Linked DNA regions of Homo sapiens: region 1 is linked to region 2. A link is a contact called in ENCODE Hi-C or POLR2A ChIA-PET data. All regions are on one chromosome and are shown on one strand. Each heading gives the region's core, a stretch centred on a gene start or an enhancer-like site at or near the end of the contact. The rest is flanking DNA. Distances are from core to core; before and after follow the strand shown. Region 1 overlaps RPA1 (replication protein A1). Region 2 overlaps SMYD4 (SET and MYND domain containing 4).

The links. Hi-C counts contacts between places; a loop is a spot of excess contacts on that map. ChIA-PET counts read pairs that join two places held with the same protein, here RNA polymerase II (POLR2A). Pooled maps may share reads with other maps.
Region 1: a map of endothelial cell of hepatic sinusoid shows a loop between it and region 2 (6-fold over the local background). The contact joins two enhancer-like sites. A Hi-C loop is called at or near these places in 4 of 168 maps with a recorded cell type or tissue (HepG2, endothelial cell of hepatic sinusoid, esophagus muscularis mucosa and 1 more) and 7 of 50 pooled maps. POLR2A ChIA-PET finds 5 or more read pairs at or near these places in 4 of 52 experiments (A549, MCF 10A, PC-9 and 1 more).

The regions. Positions count from the first base shown.
Region 1 is chr17:1,856,583-1,864,099 of GRCh38, reverse strand. The region is part of intron 5 of RPA1 (replication protein A1); the gene reads right to left. It also overlaps the pseudogene SDHCP5. Among named protein-coding and RNA genes, the nearest start is that of RPA1, 30 kb to the right of the region's middle. Within about 2 kb of position 2,284, at least 6 of the 41 ENCODE cell types and tissues checked have a DNase peak (open chromatin) inside an H3K27ac peak, as active enhancers do; they include gastrocnemius medialis, where a contact is called at or near this core.
Region 2 is chr17:1,798,225-1,805,317 of GRCh38, reverse strand. It overlaps SMYD4 (SET and MYND domain containing 4), which reads left to right. Exons shown (of 11, transcript NM_052928.3): 4 at 603-692; 5 at 4,294-5,461. Among named protein-coding and RNA genes, the nearest start is that of SMYD4, 28 kb to the left of the region's middle. RefSeq lists a silencer at 1,369-1,663. Within about 2 kb of position 4,850, at least 5 of the 41 ENCODE cell types and tissues checked have a DNase peak (open chromatin) inside an H3K27ac peak, as active enhancers do; they include gastrocnemius medialis, where a contact is called at or near this core.

The DNA of each region.
Region 1 (7,517 bases), core at 1,035-3,534, 61 kb before region 2:
GGGAAGGAGGAGATACACAGCGGAAGATTTCAAATAAGCCACATGAACATCTTCCAGCTTCTTGATGCTGACCAGCTTAAAGTCGATTTTATATTTTCAATGTCACAGTTATAATTAGTTAATATATGTACTTAATTAGTTATATGTTATTAAAATTATTCAATACACTCTGAACATTTCTTTTCTATAAATTATATCACAAATTTTTTTCCAAATATTCATGATTGACCATCATCTCTTAGTGACTTCAGATTTAGTTCAAAAATTGGCTGATTAGTAAAACAATAAAATTATGTTGTTCTGATTACTAAAAATATCTGAAAACATAACAACCATTTGAAAATTGCCTTCTACAAGTATGTTTTGAAAACTTTAAATTTTTAATAAAGCAAGATATGTTTCATAGAAAAACTTCAATCTGACTGGCCATTTAAATTTTGATGTCGGCCCCCTGCAGGGGCTCACGTTCGTAATCCCAGCACATTGGGAGACCGAGGCAGGTGGATTACCTGAACTCAGGAGCTCAAGACCAGCCTGGACAACATGGCAAAACTCTGTTTCTACAAAAAAATATAAAAAGTAGTTGGGGCCAGGCACGGTGGCTCACACCTGTAATCCCAACACTTTGGGAGGCCAAGGTGGGTGGATCACCTGAGGTCAGGAGTTCGAGACCAGCCTGGCCAACGTGGTGAAACGCCGTCTCTACTAAAAATAAAAAAAATTAGCTGAGTGTGGTGGCGGGCACCTGTAATCCCAGCTACTCGGGAGGCTGAGGCAGGAGAATCGCTTGAGCCCGGGAGGTGGAGGTTGCAGTGAGCCGAGATTGTGCCATTGCACTCCAGCCTGGGTGACAGAGTGAGACTCGTCTCAAAAAAATAAAATAAAATAAAATAAAATAAAATAAAATAAAATAAATTAGTTGGGCGTGGTGGTTCACGCTCCCAGCTACTGGGAAAGCTGAGGTGGGAAGATCACTTGAGCCTGGGAGGTTGAGGCTACAGTAAGCCCTTTTTGAGCCACTGCACTCCAGCCTGGATGGCAAAGCAAGAACCTGTCTCCAAATAACTAAATAAATAAATCTTGGCCGGGCACGGTGGCTCACGCCTGTAATCCCAACACTTTGGGAGGCTGAGGCAGGCAGATCACCTGAGGTCAGCAGTTCGAGACTAGCCTGGCCAACATGGTGAAACTTCGTCTCTACTAAAAATACAAAAATTAGCTGGGCGTGGTGGCGGGCACTTGTAATCCCAGCTACTTGGGAGCCTGAGGCAGGAGAATCACTTGAACCCGGGGGAGGTTGCAGTGAGCGGAGATCGTTCCAGTGCACTCCAGCCTGGGCAACAAAGCAAAACTTCATCTCAAAAAAAAAAAAAAAAAAAAAAGCTGGGCACAGTGACTCACGCCAATAATCTTAGCACTTTAGGAGGTCAAGGTGGGCGGATCACTTGAGGTCAGGGGATCGAGACCAACCTGGCCAACATGGTGAAACCCCATCTCTACTAAAAATACAAAAATTAGCTGGGCATGGTGGTGTGTGCCTGTAATCCCAGCTACTGGTGAGGCTGAGGCATGAGGATAGCTTGAACTGGGAGGTGGAGGTTGCAGTGAGCCAAGATCATGCAACTGCACTCCAGCCTGGGCAACAAAGTGAGACTCCATCTCAAATAAATAAATAAATAAATAAATATTGAGCTAATCGATATTAACATCTACTTCTTCCATGTGGACAGCAGGGACAAGAGAGGTATAAGAGAGCTACATTCTAAGCTGGGCGCTGTGGCTCACACCTGTAATCCTGGCACTTTGGGAGGCTCAGGTGGGCGGATTGCTTGAGCCCAGGAGTTCAAGACCAGCCTGGACAACATAGACTCCATCGCTACAAAAAAAAAAAAAAAAAAAAAAAAATACGGTTGGGGGCGGTGGCTCACGCCTGTAATCCCAGCACTTTGGGAGGCTGAGGCGGGCAGATCACGAGGTCAGGAGATGGAGACCATCCTGGCTAACACAGTGAAACCCCGTCTCTACTGAAAATACAAAAAAAATCACCCGGGCATGGTGGTGGGTGCCTGTAGTCCCAGCTACTCAAGCAGGAGAATGGCGTGAATCCGGGAGGTGGAGCTTGCAGTCAACCGAGACCGCGCCACTGCACTCCAGCCTGGGCGACACAGTGAGACTCCGTCTCAAAAAATAAAAAAATAAAAACAAAAATTAGCAGGGTGCAGTGGTGCACGCCTGTAATCCCAGCTACTGAGGAGGCTGAGGCAAGGAGGATTGCTTGAGTCCAGGAGGCGGAGGTTGCAGTGAGCCAAGATCACGCCACTGGACTCCAGCCTGGGTGACAGTGTGAGACTCTTAAAAAAGAAAAAAAAAAAAGAGAGAGCACCACATTCTAATCTCCCATAGCGTGAAGTTAATAAACAAATGTTTCAACTGAAAAAATTAACGAAGAGCAGCACAAATGTGTTATTTAGAAATATGGAGACAAACAGAGAAGAAACAGCTGTGAGATTTGAAACAGACTGTCTCTAGACAGGAGTCAGAGGCCAAAGAAAAGTGAGGCAGGAGAATGCTGTTTTGTTTTTAAGGACACACCTCGCAAAAATATTCAACTTTTAAAACTACGTACCGGACAAATGGAGCAACAGAGACCAGGTTCACCCTAACACCTAACATAACCCCCTCCCCCCACCAGAAAGGGAGAAAATACGTGAGACGCATGGTTTTCAATGAGGGGTAGCGCCTGCTGTGCACAGGAAAGCGAGCGAGTGGGTCTGCACCAGCTCAGTGCCTCAAGGGCTTAGGGGGCCTGCCAGAACCCGAGGTGCAGAAATGGGGGCCGAGAGTCTGGGGAGATCGCCGTCTAGCTGGCCGGACAGAGTAGCAGAGAAGAGAGGGCTGTACACAGAGAACTCCAGAAATGGGTGGCAGGTTTCCTGGGTAGTCAGCAGAGTCCTGGTTGGCCCGTGTGTGTGTGTGGACACGATCTGAGGCCAGGGTGAGAATCATCTGAGAAGGCCAGAGGGAACCATGCCTGTGTTTACAGCAAGCTTGAAATAGTACCTGTTTCTACCAGTCAGATGGGAAAAATTCATATTCATGGGGCACGAGGTAGAACAGTCTGTCAGGTCTCGATTCAGTATTGGGAATAACTACACCTAGACTAAATGCAGCTCTCTGATTCTCTAATAAATCTTAAAAGCAACACACCAAAAGATCAAACTGTCTCCAAGTTAACTGTATCCCTGAAAAAAGCTCAAGAATAATTACAGGATTACAAAAGTTTCTAGCACCCAACGAGGTACGAATCCCAATGTCTGGCATTCGGTCCGAGGGCCAGGCATGAAAAGCAGCAGGAAAATATGATCCATGATCGGAGAGGCCGGGATCAACTGACGGAAACAAATCCGGACCTAACACAGACACCAGAATCCACAGACAAGGACCTTACAACAAATACTGTCATTGTGCTCTGTATGTCCCAAAAATTAAGCAGAGATGTAGATGAGTTTTTAAAGACCCAAAATCAAGCTTCTAGGGATAAAAACTATACTATCTGAGAAGAAAAATACACTCAATGGGATTAACAGCAGATTAGGCACTGCCTGAGAAACCATTAGTGAACTTGAACGGCTAGCAATAGAAAGTATACACAATGGCCAGGCACAGTAGCTTATGCCTGTAATTCAGCCTTTTGAGAGGCTAAGGCAGGAGGATTGAGGCCAGGAGTTTGAGACCAGCCTGGGCAACAAAGTGAGACCCCGCCCCTACAAATAAAAAGAAAAGAAATGAGCCGGGCGTGGTGGCACTGCCGTCCCAGCCCCAGTCCAGGCAGTCCACAGGCAGGCCCGGCACTCCACCTCCCAGACTACAGGTGCAGCCTGCAGTCCCAACTACTTGGGAGGCTGAGGCAGGAGGATTGCTGGAGGCCAGGAATTCAAGACCAGTGTGGGCAACATGGCAGGACTCCATGTCCACAAAAAATAAAATTAGGCCAATTATGGTGGCTCACGCCTTTAACCCCAGCACTTTGGGAGGCTGAGGCGGGCAGATCATGACGTCAAGAGATGGAGACCATCCTGGCCAACATGGTGAAACCCTATCTCTACTAAAAATACAAAAATCAGCTGAGCATGGTGATGCGTGCCTGTAGCCCTAGCTACTCAGGAGGCTGAGGCAGGAGAATCGCTTGAACCTGGGAGGCGGAGGTTGCAGTGAGCCGAGATCACGCCACTGCACTCCAGCCTGGCAACAGAGTGAGACTTCGTCTCAAAAATAAATAAATAAATAAAAAACAAAATAAAATTAGCTGGGCGTGGTGGCACATGCCTGTAGTCCCAGCTACTCAGGAGGCGGAGGTGGGAGGATTGCTTGAGCCCAAGGTGTTGAGGCTGCACTGAGCCGTGAATGTACCACTGTACTCCAGCCTGGGCAACAGAGCAAGATGTTGTCTCTAGGAGAGAAAAAACAAAACAAAACAAAAAAAACGCCAAAGTGGCTATGCTAATATCAAAGCAGACTTCAAAGCACAGAATTTCCCAGGGATAAAATCATTTCATAATAATAAGAGTCAACTCATCAAGTGGACACAAGAATTCTAAATTATATAGATATTTAATAATACAGCTTTGAAATACATGAAGCAAAAACTAATAGAACTGCAGAGAGACAGAGAAACTTACAATTATTACAGTTAGAGATTTCAATATCCCTCTCAGTAAATGACAGAACAAGTAAACAGAAAAACAGTAAAGATATAGAAAAACTGAATAACACAATTTACCGACTCGACCTAATTGACATTTGTAAGACTCTGCCCAACAACAGAATACACATTCTTTTCAAGTACACACAGAATTTACCAAGAGAGACCATAATCTGGACATAAAATAAGACTCAAGGCTGGGGAAGGTGGGTCACTCCTGTAATCCCAGCACTTTGGGAGGCCAAGGCAGGCAGATCATCCGAGGTCAGGAGTTTGACACCAGCCTGGCTAACACGGCAAAACCCTGTCTTTACTAAAAATACAAAAATTAGCCAGGCATGGTGGCAGGCACCTGTAGTCCTAGCTACCTGGGAGGCTGAGATAGGAGAATCGCTTGAACCTGGGAGGTGGAGATTGCAGTGAGCCAAGATCATGCCACTGCACTCCAGCCTGGGTGAAAGAGTGAGTCTCTGTCTCAAAAAAAAAAAAAAAATAAAATAAAAATAAATAAATAAAATAAAACAAAATAAGACAATACATTTAACAGGATTCAAGTCATACAAAGTATGTTGTTTGATCATACTAGAATTAAATTAGATATCAAGAACAAGATCTCTAGAAAATACCCACATTTGGCTGGCACGATGGCTCATGTCTGTAATTCCAGCACTTTGGGAGGCTGAGGCACGCAGATCACTTGAGGGCAGGAGTTCAAGACCAGCCTGGCCAACATGGCAAAACCGCGTCTCTACTAAAAATATAAAAAATTAGCCAGGCATGGTGGCACACACCAATAGTCCCAGCTACTCAGGAGGCTGATGTGGGAGGATCGCTTGAACCCGGGAGGCGGAGGCTGCAGTGAGCCGAGATTGTGCCACTGCACTCTAGCCTGGGTGACAGAGCAAGACTCTGTCTCAAAAAAAAAAAGAAAAAGAGAGACCAGAACCCAAGATGGCTGCGCTGTTGCTGAGACACGTTGGTCGTCATTGCCTCCGAGCCCACTTTAGCCCTCAGCTCTGTATCAGAAATTGGTCTCTTCCCATGGCGATGTCCATCTGCCACCGTGGCACTGGTATTGCTTTGAGTGCAGGGGTCTCTCTTTTTGGCATGTCGGCCGTGTTACTCCCTGGGAACTTTGAGTCTTATTTGGAACTTGTGAAGTCCCTGTGTCTGGGGCCAGCACTGATCCACACAGCTAAGTTTGCACTCGTCTTCCCTCTCATGTATCATACCTGGAATGGGATCCGACACTTGATGTGGAACCTAGGAAAAGGCCTGAAGATTCCCCAGCTATACCAGTCTGGAGTGGTTGTCCTGGTTCTTACTGTGTTGTCCTCTATGGGGCTGGCAGCCATGTGAAGAAAGGAGGCTCCCAGCATCATCTTCCTACACATTATTACATTCACCCATCTTTCTGTTTGTCATTCTTATCTCCAGCCTGGGAAAAGTTCTCCTTATTTGTTTAGATCCTTTTGTATTTTCAGATCTCCTTGGAGCAGTAGAGTACCTGGTAGACCTTAATAGTGGAAAACGGTCTAGTTTTCCCCTTGTTTCTAAAGATGAGGTGGCTGCAAAAACTCCCCTTTTTTGCCCACAGCTTGCCTACTCTCGGCCTAGAAGCAGTTATTCTCTCTCCATATTGGGCTTTGATTTGTGCTGAGGGTCAGCTTTTGGCTCCTTCTTCCTGAGACAGTGGAAACAATGCCAGCTCTGTGGCTTCTGCCCTGGGGACGGGCCGGGTGGGGGGTGGGTTGGTGAGGCTTTGGGTGCCACTACCTGTGGGTTGCTGGCTTAAAGGACAATTCTCTTCATTGGTGAGAGCCCAGGCCATTAACACCTACACAGTGTTATTGAAAGAAGAGAGGTGGGGGTGGAGGGGAATTAGTCTGTCCCAGCTAGAGGGAGATAAAGAGGGCTAGTTAGTTCTTGGAGCAGCTGCTTTTGAGGAGAAAATATATAGCTTTGGACACGAGGAAGATCCAGAAAATTATCATTGAACATATTAATGGTTATTTCTTTTTCTTGGATTTCCAGAAAAGCCTCTTAATTTTATGCTTTCTCATCGAAGTAATGTACCCTTTTTTTCTGAAACTGAATTAAATACTCATTTTATCTTTGAAAAAAAAAAAAGAAAAAGAAAAAGAAAAAAAGAGAAAATCCCCACATTTAAAAACTAAACACATTTCTAAATAACAGAATGTTAATGATGAAATTGAAAGGGAAATAAGAAAGTATTATGAATTGAATATGAATGAGAATATAACATATCCAAATTTGCTGGATACTTTTAAAGCAGTAGCTAAGGGCAGATTTATAATGCTACATGCCTATGTTAGAAAAAAAGATCTCAAGTCAATGAACTCAGCTTCCACCTTAAGAAACGAGAAAAAAATATACAAAACCCGAAGTAAGTAGAAGAAAATAAAGATAAAAAGCATAAATCAATAGAATACAAAACATAAGAGAAAATCAATAAAACCAAAAGTTGCTCCTTTGAGATCAATAAGATTGATGAAACTCTCAAATTCTACAGACACTCAAAGGATAACAAGGAAACATATATGTATGTTATATAATATATATATATGCTATAATTCCAGCACTTTGGGAGGCTGAGGCAGGCAGATCACTTGAGGGCAGGAGTTCGAGACCAGCCTGGCCAACATGGCAAAATCCTGTCTCTACTAAAAATATAAAAAATTAAATAAAAAAAGTAAATTAAAAAAGTAAAAATTAAATAAAAATAAAAATTAAATAAATAAATAAAAACTATATATAGTTTCGTTTTGTTTTGTTTTGAGACAGAGTCTCATTC
Region 2 (7,093 bases), core at 3,601-6,100:
GCCTCCCAAGTAGCTGGGATTACAGGCGCACATTACCATGCCCTGCTATTTTTTTGTATTTTTAGTAGAGACGGGGTTTTGCCATATTGGTCAGGCTGGTCTCGAACTCCTGGCCTCAAGTGATCCACATGCCTCAGCCTCCCAAAGTGCTGGAATTACAGACGTGAGCCACTGCACCCAGCCTAGTATCCCTTTTTTGCGTTCATTTTCATCTATTTGGCTATCCATATGTGAATTAATCATTTGTTTTCTATAACTATTTGTGTTTCTTCTTTTGTGAATTTCTATTTGTGCCACCCACCCTTTGTTATATTCAGGTTGTAGGATATTATGCTTGCAGGTATGTCCCTCAGTTTTTTATCCACCTTCAGTATTGTTTGTGGTTGAAGCTGTATCTGACAAAGTGCTTTTAATACTGATGTCCTCACTTGCTCTTCACAGCTTTGCTCTCAGGTAGTTAAAAGATAAGCTGAAGCACAAAGAGGTTCAGTAACTTTCCCAGTTTCACACAGTCTTCAGTACTAGAGCCCGGAATATCTGAAAAATGTTCTTCAGAGATGCTGGTGTCCATTTATACTTTTAACCAGTTCATTGTTTTGCAGGGAGTGTCACATTCAAGGCCTAACACTGAGGACATGTCACTGTGTCATGCTAACCGCTCGGCAGCCCTCTTCCACCTGGGTCAGTATGAGGTGAGTATCAGGATACCTGGTATGAGAGGACAGGATCCGGAGGGCTTCTTACTGGAGGACTAGACCTTCATCTCTGCTTCTTCCATAGAACACTAAAATCATGTCATGCTGCTATTGGTTGAATTGGAAGCACATTAATATCTACCTAAAGTCGGACTGGGCGCTCATTGCCTGTAATCTCAGCACTTTGGGAGGTCAAGGCGGGCGGATCACCTGAGGTCAAGAGTTCAAGACCAGCGTGGCCGACACAGTGGAACCCTGTCTCTACTAAAAATACAGGGATAAAAATTAGCCGGGTGTAGTAGCATGCATCTGTAGTCCCAGCTACTCAGGAGGCTGAGGCAGGAGAATCACTCGAACTCGGGAGGTAGAGGTTACAGTGAGCCGAGATCGCACCACTGCACTCCAGCCTGGGTGACAGAGTGAGACTCTATCTCAAAAAAATGTACTAGGCCAGGCACAGTGGCTCATGCCTGTAATCCCAACACTTTGGGAGGCTGAGGCAGGCGGATCATGAGGTCTGGAGTTCAAGACCATCCTGGCCAAAATGGTGAAACCCCATCTCTACTAAAAATACAAAAAATGAGCTGGGCATGGTGGCAGGCACCTGTAGTCCCAGCTACTTCAGTGGCTGAGGCAGGAGTATTGCTTGAACCCAGGAGGCAGAGGTTGCAGTGAGCCCAGATCGCACCACTGCACTCCAGCCTGGCAACAGACTCTGTCTCAAAAAAAAAAAAAACTAACTGAACTCGCCCTTTCTCCTGAGTCATTTCACTGATCACAGGTGACCATATGGGATAGTGTTGATTGACAAGAAAGAGCTATGGGGCCAGGCATGGTGGTTCACGCCTGTAATCCCAGCACTTTGGGAGGCCAAGGCAGACGGATCACTTGAGGTCAGGAGTTCGAAACCAGCCTGGCCAACATGGTGAAACCCCGTCTCTACTAAAAATACAAAAATCAGCTGGGCGGGTGGTGGGCGCCTGTAATCCCAGCTACTCAGGAGGCTGAGGCAGGAGAATCTCTTGAACCTGGGAGGCAGATGTTGCAGTGAGTCAGTGAGCTGAGATCGTGCCACTGCACTCCAGCTTGGGTAAGACAGGACTCTGTCTCAAAAGAGAAAGGAAAGAGCGAGCTATGGGACATTCCATGGGGATGTGGACTGTCCAAGAGGTCAGCAGTGTTCAGTGTCAGGATCAGCCAAGTGACATGTTGCTGCTAATACTTCAGGTTCCAAGTGTTTGCAAAGTATACTGTTTGCTGCTTTAAATAAGTAGAGCGTGTTTAAGATTATCCCTGTAGTAATAGCTCAGCCTTCTTAAGTGTCGTGAGTGCAAAAGGAAAACCTACCTTGAACTGCCCGTGTCTGCCTGTGAGGTCAGCTTTCTGTGAATGACATTCTTCTCATCCCCTAATTGTTGCAACAGAGAAAAAGTTGAGGACTTTGTCAGTGGAGTTTTTGTTTTGTTTTGTTTTGTTTTTTTGAGACAGTGTCTCGCTCTGTCGCCCAGGCGTCAGTGCAGTGGCGTGATCTCTGCTCACTGCAACCTCCGCCTCCCGGGTTCAACGATTCTCCTGCCTCAGCCTCTGAGTAGCTGGGACTACAGGCGTGCACCACCACGCCCGGCTAATTTTAAGTAGAGATGGCGTTTCACCATGTTGGTCAGGCTGGTCTCAAACTCCTGACCTTGTGATCCTCCCGCCTCAGCCTCCCAAAGTGCTGGGATTACAGGCGTGAGCCACTGCGCCCAGCCGTGTCAGTTGAGTTTTTAAAACAGGAAGTGACCAAAATCGGATTAATGTTTTAGGAGGATACCTCTGAGGCATCTGGCATTTGTATTAGAGAGGTCTAAGGACAAGCTCTAAAATGCCATTTTGATACATCTGTTTCAACATTCTACAAAAATTCAAATTATACCCTAGGGTTGAGAACTATTGGAATAGTAAGAAGTCCACACTTACTGCCCTTCAGACTAAAAGAGAAAAGCAGGAATCTAACCCTTGACCCTAAACAAGAAAGTCCTGGACTGCTGAGGCCAGTGATTAGGAAAAAGAACTTGCAATACATTGAACCCTTTATAACTTTTCTTTATTGATTGTTTCTGTTTTCCTTTTTCTTTATTTTTTTTTATTTTTGAGACAGGGTCTCTGTTACCCAGGCTGGAGTGCAGTGACTCGATCATAGCTAACTGTGATCTCAAACTCCTGGGCTCAAGCAGTCTTCCTGCTTTAGTCTCATGAGTAGCTAGGACTACAGGTATGTGCCACCAGGCCTGGCTAATTGTTTAATTTTTTTATAGAGCCCAGGGTCTCATCTGTGTTGTCCGGGTTGGTCTCAAACTCCTGGACTCAAGTGATCCGCCCACCTCGGTCTCCCATAATGCTGGGATTACAGGCGTGAGCCACCATGCCCAAATGTTTTCCTTCTTATAATAATGATTATCATTTATTGAGCACATACTGTGTTCCAGGTGCTCCTTTTGGCATGTTAGATATATTATTTCCTTTTATCCTTAAAACAACACTGGGAGATATTATTATCCCTGTTTTTTAGATAAAATTAAGACACAGAAATTAAGTCGATTGCACAAGGTCATGTGGCTAGTAAGAGGCAGAGTGTATTTGGTTTTTTGTTTGTTTGTTTGTTTTTGAGACAGAGTGTCGCTCTGTCACCCAGGCTGGAGTTCAGTGGCATGATCTCGGCTCGCTGCAACCTCAGCCTCCCAGGTTCAAGCGTTTCTCCTGCCTCAGCCTGCTGAGTAGCTGGGACTACAGGCGCCCACCACCACGCCCAGCTAATTTTTTGTGTTTTTAGTAGAGATGGGGTTTCACCATGTTAGCCAGGATGGTCTCGATCACCTGACCTCGTGATCTGCTCGCCTCGGCCTCCTAAAGTGCTGGGGTTACAGGCATGAGCCACCGCACCCGGCCAGCAGAGTGTATTTGAATGCAGGTCTGCTTGGACTCAAAGCCTGCCTCTTTTTTTTTTTTTTTTTTTTTCAAAGCCTGCCTGTTAGTCACCATGCTATAATTCTTCTATTCATAAGACTTCTTTTTCCTTAAAAAATAGAAATATTTAATCCAGGGGCTGGGCGCAGTGGCTCATGCCTGTAATCCCAGCACTTTGGGAGGCTGAGGCGGGCGTATCATGAGGTCAGGAGATCGAAACCATCCTGGCTAACATGGCAAAACCCCGTCTCTACTAAAAATACAAAAAAAAATAGCTGGGTGTGGTGGCGGGCACCTGTAGTCCCAGCTACTCAGGAGGCTGAGGCAGGAGAATGGCGTGAACCCAGGAGGTGGAGCTTGCAGTGAGCCAAGGTCGCACCACTGCAATCCAGCCTGGGCGACAGAGCGAGACTCCGTCTCAAAAAAAAAGAAAAAATTTAATCCAAAAACATTAAGCATAACAATATCCTCAACAAGTATTGCTAATCACTCAAAGGATCACACAGAACTATATGATTTTAATAAGCATGTGGTTGTAATTGTTCCATTTTTTAATAATCCTTAACTTTCCTGTAGATTTTTGGAAACATTTTCAGTAAACATTGAAGAATAGGGACCAAGGGTCATTGTGGGATTTTCTTTCTGTTTTCAGACGTGTCTTAAAGACATTAACAGAGCACAGACACATGGGTATCCAGAAAGGTTGCAACCCAAGATTATGTTACGTAAAGCAGAATGTCTGGTGGCCCTGGGGAGACTGCAGGAGGCAAGCCAGACCATCAGTGATCTTGAAAGGAACTTCACAGCCACACCAGCCCTAGCAGATGTCCTCCCTCAGACTCTGCAGAGAAACCTCCATCGTCTGAAAATGAAGATGCAAGAAAAGGACAGTCTCACAGAAAGCTTCCCAGCAGCTCTGGCCAAAACCCTTGAGGATGCAGCGCTGAGGGAGGAGAATGAACAACTTTCCAATGCCTCATCATCCATCGGCTTATGCGTAGATCCTTTAAAAGGTCGCTGTCTCGTTGCCACAAAAGATATTCTCCCAGGAGAGCTCCTGGTGCAGGAGGATGCTTTTGTGAGTGTTCTCAACCCAGGAGAACTGCCACCACCGCATCACGGCCTAGACAGCAAATGGGACACCAGAGTCACCAATGGGGACCTCTATTGTCACCGATGTTTGAAGCACACTTTGGCCACAGTTCCGTGTGACGGATGCAGTTATGCCAAGTATTGCAGCCAGGAGTGTTTGCAGCAGGCCTGGGAGCTCTACCACAGGACAGAATGTCCTCTGGGAGGGCTGCTTCTCACACTGGGTGTCTTTTGCCACATTGCCCTGAGGTTGACTCTTTTGGTGGGATTTGAGGATGTTCGCAAAATCATAACGAAGCTTTGTGATAAGATTAGTAACAAGGACATCTGTTTACCTGAAAGCAACAATCAGGTCAAGACACTTAATTATGGCCTAGGGGAGAGTGAGAAAAATGGCAACATCGTTGAGACCCCAATTCCTGGATGCGATATTAATGGGAAGTATGAAAATAATTATAATGCTGTCTTCAACCTTTTGCCCCACACTGAAAACCATAGCCCAGAGCACAAATTCCTCTGTGCTCTCTGTGTTTCTGCACTGTGCAGACAGCTAGAAGCAGCCAGTTTACAGGCCATCCCAACTGAGAGGATTGTGAACTCCTCTCAGCTTAAAGCAGCAGTGACACCTGAATTGTGTCCTGACGTGACTATTTGGGGAGTGGCGATGCTGAGACACATGTTACAGCTTCAGTGTAACGCTCAGGCGATGACCACCATACAACACACAGGTAAGAGGGAACCTGATGTTCCTGCTTTTCAATATTGTTCTCGATGGAGCAGGTGTTTGAGAAGAAACAATTCCAAAGGAAAATAGGATTCAAACAAATCATTGAGCTAATGGGATCACTAAGCTGTCTTGTTTATTGTCACAATGCCATTAAGAAGCTATATGACCTTAAATTATTTGATCCTGCCAGGCGTGGTGGCCCACTCCTATAATCCCAGCACTTTGGGAGGCCGAGGTGAGCAGATCACAAGGTCCAGAGATCAAGACCATCCTGGCCAACATGGTGAAACCCCGTCTCTACTAAAAATAAAAATAAAAAAATTAGCTGGGCATGGTGGTACATGCCTGTAGTCCCAGCTACTCGGGAGGCTAAGACAGGAGAATCACCTGAACCCGGGAGGTGGAGGTTGCAAATGAGCCGAGATCGTGCCACTGCACTCCAGCCTGGCGACAGAGTGAGACTCCATCTCAAAAAAAAAAAAAATTATTTGATTCCGTTCTGCCTCAGTTTCTCATCTGTAAAATGGGTAGTTTTATCCCAGCTAACTTTACAGAGTTGTGTAAAGCTATGTTTGTAAAAATTCTTTTTTTTTTTTTGAGACGGAGTCTCACTCTGTCACCCCCAGGCTGGGGTGCAGTGGCGTGATCTCAGCTCACTGCAAGCTCTGCCTCCCAGGTTCACGCCATTCTCCTGCCTCAGCCTCCCCAGTAGCTGGGACTACAGGCGCCCGCCACCACGCCCGGCTAATTTTTTGTATTTTTAGCAGAGACGGGGTTTCACCATGGTCTCGATCTCCTGACCTCGTGATCCGCCCGCCTCAGCCTCCCAAAGTGCTGGGATTATAGGCATGAGCCACCGTGCCTGGCTGTTTGTAAAAATTCTTTTGAAATTCTTTAAAAAGTCCATATTGCTGAAAAAAAATTTATTTTTTATTTTACTTTATTTATTTATTTTTTTTTTGAGACAGAGTCTTGCTCTTTCCCAGGCTGGAGTGCAGTGGCGCAATCTCAGCTCACTGTAGCCTCCACCTCCCAGGTTCAAATGATTCTCATGCTCAGCCTCCCAAGTAGCTGAGATTACAAGCATGCGCCACCATGCCTGGCTAATTTTTTTGTGTTGTTAGTAGAGACGGGGTTTTGCCATGTTGGCCAGGTGGGACTTGAACTCCTGGCTTCAGGTGATCCACCTGCTTTGGCCTCCCAAAATGCTGAGATTACAGGCATGAGCCACTGCACCTGGCCTTTTAAAATTTTTTTAATAGAGATGAGGACTTGCTATGTGGCCCAGGCTGGTCTTGAACTCCTGGGCTCAAGCAATCCTCCCGCCTCAGCCTCCCCAAGTGCTGGGATTACAGGTGTGAACCACTGCACTCAACCCGAATTTTTTTGGTTATGAAGGAAAACTGTCTCAAATAAATAGTAATAGCAAGTTTCTTATAAGGTACATACACAAAAGGCCTGACACAGTACGCCTGTAATCCCAGCACTTTGGGAGGCCGGGGTGGGTCAAATCACTTACTTGAGCTCAAGAGTTCAAGACTAGCCTGGAAAGCATGACAAAATACAAAAATTAGCCAGGTACGCCTCTAATCCCAGCCACTTGGGAGGCTGAGGCAGGAGAATCACTTCAGCC